Linked DNA regions of Mus musculus: region 1 is linked to region 2. A link is a loop called in an ENCODE intact Hi-C map of the cell type or tissue named here. Cell type or tissue: left cerebral cortex. All regions are shown on one strand. Links, peaks and the distances in the headings refer to the core of each region. The heading gives the core; the rest is flanking DNA. Region 1 overlaps Sv2b (synaptic vesicle glycoprotein 2 b). Region 2 overlaps Sv2b (synaptic vesicle glycoprotein 2 b).

Region 1 (2,922 bases), core at 262-2,761, 170 kb before region 2:
ATAGGCAGGACATGCATCAGTTGAGCATAGTGCAAGTTCTACCTCATGAAACATCCATTCCAGTCAGGGAGGCATATCTATAAATAAATACACGAGTATGTGTATGCTGGGCTAGGCAGTGAAGGAACACCGAACAGGGAAAGGAGGAGGGAGATATTTGAATGGTGTTGGGAAGGCACTACAAAGTAAGGGGTGGGAATCAGGTAACTGATTGGACAGGTGTGAGAGAAACAAAAGAGTGAGCCACTATAGACTGTTCAAAGCAAGGCAAACGAATGCAGAGGTCCTGAAGCAACAGAGTGCTGGAACATTTCAGGGACGGGAAGTAGGACTCTGTAGAAAGGACAAGATGAGAAACAGCCAGCACAATAGTTGATGGTATCAGCGGAGTATCCTGAAGTCAGACAGTTCAGGGCTTCGAGTGGACTTGGGCTTTGACAGAGATGGAAAGTCCCTGGACATTTCTGAGTACGGGCTGCTTTATCTGATCTATGTTCCATGGTGACCGCTAGAGCTTTAGAGCTTAGGCTAAGGAATTCAGTCAGGGTGCAACCTCTGTGATAAGAGATAGAGATGTGGGAAGAGAGGATGGTGGTCTAGATCAGATGGGATGGGGGTTGTGATGCTGAAAAGCAATCAAGTTCTGCATATATCTGGTGGTAGAGCAGACACGATCTCTAATGAGTTACACTTTGGGTGCGAGAAAGGAGGATTCATTATTTTGAGGTAAGGGACAGGATAGATTAGCCATTCCTGCTATTGAATATGAGCCGCTGGATAGTCAGTGGAGAAGTCACGTTCACAAATGTATCAAGAGTTCAGAGAAGAAGCCCAGGACGGGGACTTAAGTTCCAATCACGCCAGCAAGGTCTGCATTTGTCCCCTCAGTGAGCTGAGTCACTGTTATGTGGCCAGGGTCCAGATTCTGCCAGCATGTGCTCAGTGACTGTCTGTGGGGTGACTGAAAAGAACAGTTTCACTAGAGGTAACTGTAGGCTTGTTCTGCTGGGCCTTGAAGTATAACTCTGAAGAGATCTCTCTTCTTCTCAAGGTTTCATGGGAGACTTAACTGTAGAACTTGGGGAGTGAAAACAGGCTTTAAATGTGAGGGTTTCAATTGCTTATGTCTTATAGAAAGAAACACGGATCAACAAGGCTGGAAAGAGAAACACGTGGAAACCAAAAAATAGCTCAGACTTAAAAAAAAAAAATAAGGAGAAAAAAAATTCCTCCAGGGAGAAGTGGCTGAAATTCAGGGGTGTGATGTTCTTGGATTATTATTGTACTGCTTTTAATTTGAGATGAAGCAGAAGCAGCAAGGAAGAATTTTGGAAGGAGGAGAAAGTTATTTAAGTCAGCTTATGCTGAGTGAAAGCATGTCACCAGCTTACTTGAAAAATCCCACTTCTACAGTATCTAGCACAATGTGTTTCTGTTTATAAAAGGAGAGACATAGGCAGTCTTTATTATTGGAAAATGAGAAGGTTGGAAGGGGATCTATCCCAGGCTATGTGCTTCTCAGTGACTACTCAGAGACCAGCTGATTTGGGGTGAGCATCAATTTTGTTTGTAATATCTATGGTAGGAGGACTGGAATAAGAAAAAGTAGGTACTGTAATTGAAAGTGATTGTGTGTGTGTGTGTGTGTGTGTGTGTGTGTGTGTGTGTGTGTGAGAGAGAGAGAGAGAGAGAGAGAGAGAGAGAGAGAGAGAGAGAGAGAGAGAATATGGTAAAGAAAGAATGGAAACCTATGGTTTAGTTTTAGTTTATGTGAGAATAATTGCCATTACCCTCTTAATCAGAGCACCCCTGGTTACTCTAAGAGATCTTCAACAAGGTTGAGATTCTCTCATAGAGAGCATGAGAATGGTCATTTGACCCTCATCTGATGTTCTAGCCACCCAGTTCTGTACCATGTCTTTTCCATTGTATGCACTTTGCCCCAGCTGTGCATGATCTTATGGTCTTAGGATGCAGAGGTTGGAGATATTAAGATGGAGAGATGTTGAGGTCTGTGCTCTGAGGTTGGCACATTGACTGAATAGGTGAACACCATCTATATAGCCATGGGAAGTCATTATTCATGTTGAGGTGAGACCTTTAGTGATGTGGTTGTTTTGGAGTCTCCTATTCTCCTTTCAGTAATCTTTCACCTATGCTTTTCTGTATGTAAGCCTCATAAATTTATTTGTTCACCATGTTCAACTTGGGGGCCTCGTCAGGGAGAGCGGACTTTGTTTATATCTCTAGGGAAAATTCACACAACACCCTCAAAGTTTCCTTTGCCTTGCCTTCTGGTGTGATAGAAATGAGGTGTTGGAACCTTTAAGAGGTGGAGCTTATGCAAGGTAATTAGCTCACAGGGCCATTGTCCTCCAAAGGCATTAGTGTTGGCTTCATGGAGTAACGTAACTCTCATAGGAACAGGCCTTATAAAGCAAGGCCCCTTTCACATGTCTGGTCTTTCGCCTGCTTCTCTGACATGTTGGAGTTCACCAGAAGGTGACCAAATGGTGTCACCCAATCATGGACTTTAGGCTTCCCAAACCACATGCCACGTCAATAGCTCTTCATAAAGTTCCCTGCTTCAGGGATTTTGTTATAGCAGTACAAAATAGACAAATATAAACTCAGAAAAACTAGTAAGTACATCTTATACTTAAATTAGGGAGTTTTTGATGAAGTAACGGGTTTGGCATTAGACTGAGCTGAATTTGAACTCCGGCTTTGCTACTTTCAAGTTGTGAAAACTTGAGCAAGTCATTTAATTTCTGTGGGGCTTTGTTTTTCTCAGTTATCAATTGATGAGGATATGAGGGTGATGGTGATGATGACGATGATTGTGAAGGTGACAGTGATAGTGACAATAACATTGATGATGATGATGACAAGAGGAATAATAAATGTCCAAGGGCTCTGTAG
Region 2 (2,922 bases), core at 326-2,825:
CATATCAGAATATCATTTTCTTCCGTCTTTTAGGTGTGCTAATGTGACGAATTTTGTTTTCCATTTGCTAATAATGAACCAGATTACTACATTAATTGTGGTCTACAGTAAGTCATGGATGCAGATTCCACTGCTGAAAGAATGAGCCAGTCCGGGGGGGCCTTTTAGATTCTCCTCCTTCTCTCTTGCAGTTACTACGGCCTGACGGTGTGGTTCCCCGACATGATCCGCTATTTCCAGGATGAAGAATATAAGTCTAAAATGAAGGTGTTTTTTGGTGAGCACGTGCATGGCGCCACGATCAACTTTACCATGGAAAACCAGATCCACCAACATGGGAAGCTTGTGAACGATAAGTAAGTGTGCAACCACGGGCTTCCCCTGGGCCTGAGTGGCAGTCAATGGGGTTCCCTTGGAAGAGAGCATTGGGATGCTGAGAGCTCGGTGTACTAAGGATGGACTCCAAGGATAGAGTGGCCCTCACAACCCATCCTTACTGCTAGAGATACTATAGTCCCCTGAGGGCTGACTCTGTACTGTACCCACCCCTGAGGTTCCCCCCTTGTGCCCTGACTATAAGATAACATGACATTTGGTAGAAGGTGACCAATGTGTCTGTCTTTTCTGAGAACTTGATCCTTTGATGAAAGGGTACTACAGAAAGCCACATTCCATCTGGTGCCACTGGGCTGAGCGTGTCCTCTTTTGAGCTTGAACTGTGCTTAGCAAGCTCCTAGGATGTGACTGTCATTGTGTGAGTGACCACGGGCTTTGCCATTGCACTGGGAAATAATGGATGCACAACTTTTAATGCTGAGGTCCCTGAAAACAAAAACAAAAACAAAAAAAAAATCTGTGGCCTGGTCGTTGAGCTTTCCCTTTGATTCTGGAAGCTTCTCTGTGCTATTATGAAACTCATTTTTGTTATTCTTCATATGATACTACCTCAGAAGGTAGACCAGTATGTTCTGTGGTCAGTGGGAGTCTTGTTCTTAGGGGAGAAGTCACTGGAGTTTTAGAAAGGTTCTGCTTATGTCTTTGTGAGGTTGCTCAGTTCATTTGACTCATCTCCCTCTGTACGGGACAAATGACGTGGAGAGTTTAGACTGCTGCATCTCCTCTATGAGGCTGCCCCCTGGAGGTGAAGTAGCAGACAAAGGCAGGACATATGATAGGCTCCAGGTCATATTTTTCTCCAGGATAGCATGGGCCCCTTGAAGTTGCCCTCTGAAATTGTACCTAGTAAGGTCACTGAGGTAAGTGGTGGGTGAGTGACCATAGAATTATGCGGAATTTCTGGAGGTGCTATGGCTTAGACACATCGCTCCCAGTGCCATTAACTCCCTATCCACCACATTATCACAAAATTGGCACTGTCACGGGGTCCCCTCTGAAGCTGATTGAATTCAAAACGTATCTGTCTTCATGGACAAATTTGAAAATTTACCATGCTTTTGTCTTTTGTGTTATGCTGCCACCTGGTGGTCAGAACATAACAATACCTCTTCTTTCCAAGCCCCAAGCTGTTGATCCTCCTAGGCATCCTTTTTGTCCTGTATTCCCCTCCACCCCCCCGCCCCGTCCCCCTGCCTCCCCGCCCCCCCCCCGCCCCATGACATCATGCACATGTTGCTTTAAAATGTAGACGAAAATGCTTTATTTTACTGAGTAAACACATGGCGAAAATGAAGGGCCTCAGACTCCCTCCGTGTACTGTAGGTCCCACTGAAAGCCAATCCTTATCCTTCCGAGAAACCTTGACCTCAAGAAGAAATCAAAGTGCACAGGCCACTTTTGGCCCCACGCCAAGAGATCAGCCACTGGTACATTTTATGGGACATAAGTGCTCTCTGCATTCCAACATAGTGTTTGCCTCAGAGTTTGTGAGATTTTCAAATTGCAAGAAAGGCAAAGGATTAAATTCATATTTTATAATTCTTAGCCAAAATGCCAGGTTAGGTTACCCTTACTAGTAATTAAGAGAAAGATTGGGCTCCCGTCTGCGTATGTATTAACTAAGTAGCTAACTAATTGATGGGACTGCTTCAAGGAGACAGCACCCGCTTGTGAGTGGGTTAGTGTGGGGAAGGATACCAGGGAGAGGTGCCTGATTCCTGTCTGTGAGAGTTCAGGAAGCCATGACCTGATTTCCATTTTTCTTTTTGGCAGAAGGGAAGTTGAAGCTGTACTCTGAACCCTTGGGGTTGGGTTTGCAGTGGGACTGCACCTCCATTCACAGAGGTGACTTGCCATTGAGGAATAGAAAGGCTTTTTATTAAAAAGTCATATGAAGTCAACAGGGCTTCCATTAAAGGTCAGCTGCGAGTAGCTCAGAGTGCAAACGAGGCTCGTGATTCACCATTAAATGAGGTTGGGAGCATGGCAGGAAGCAGAGGGGGAGGCAGAGTCAGGCAGTGAGCAAAGGTGGATCCCATGCACTGCGTGAAAGGTCACGATGCCACCAGGGTCCCTTTTTAGTAGCACATAAATAAGATGTGGGTTTTAACACTAATGGTGGCTAATTTCAATATAGTAAAGTCCCTTGCAAATGCCAACAGTAGGTGGTGAACATAGGCAATTGCCGCAATATACTGGGCTGTCCGTCTCACAACCTGCACTTGAAGGTTACCGTTCACATATGGAACACATATTAAACTATGTGGTAGAATTTCTCAGTACCACTTCTTGCTTTGTGTGGGTCACGTATACATTCTTCTTGACAGTCTTTCTGGGCACTTTGTAATTTTTGCTGGGCACTGAAAACAGGATCTCTTTCTCCCAATAAAAGGTTTATGATTGCAAATACATAAGAAACCTGTTGACTATCGGAGGCTTATTTTGTGCCTAATTGAGCTCCTAAGACTCTTCTTCATTATTGGTTCTGTAATCCTATCACCTTTGAAGAACTATTGCCTTCTTTTT

The links. Peaks named below come from ENCODE experiments on the same cell type or tissue, not always from the same donor. Only the 100,000 strongest peaks of a DNase experiment are listed, where the experiment ranks them.
Region 1: it touches region 2 in a loop (4-fold over the local background); 4 of 42 quality-filtered maps call a loop at or near these places.

What each region holds. Positions count from the first base shown.
Region 1 is chr7:75,301,050-75,303,971 of GRCm38, reverse strand. All of the region lies in intron 1 of Sv2b (synaptic vesicle glycoprotein 2 b), which reads left to right. Among named protein-coding and RNA genes, the nearest start is that of 1500012K07Rik, 6.2 kb to the left of the region's middle. In left cerebral cortex, for the core only: no CTCF peak of the experiment used is centred there; DNase peaks (open chromatin) are centred at 970 and 1,220; H3K4me3 peaks cover 565 bases; H3K27ac peaks cover 1,172 bases.
Region 2 is chr7:75,133,732-75,136,653 of GRCm38, reverse strand. It overlaps Sv2b (synaptic vesicle glycoprotein 2 b), which reads left to right. Exons shown (of 13, transcript NM_153579.4): 9 at 192-356. Among named protein-coding and RNA genes, the nearest start is that of 4930533N22Rik, 100 kb to the right of the region's middle. In left cerebral cortex, for the core only: CTCF peaks have their summits at 1,204 and 1,451 (motif pointing left); DNase peaks (open chromatin) are centred at 1,143 and 1,404.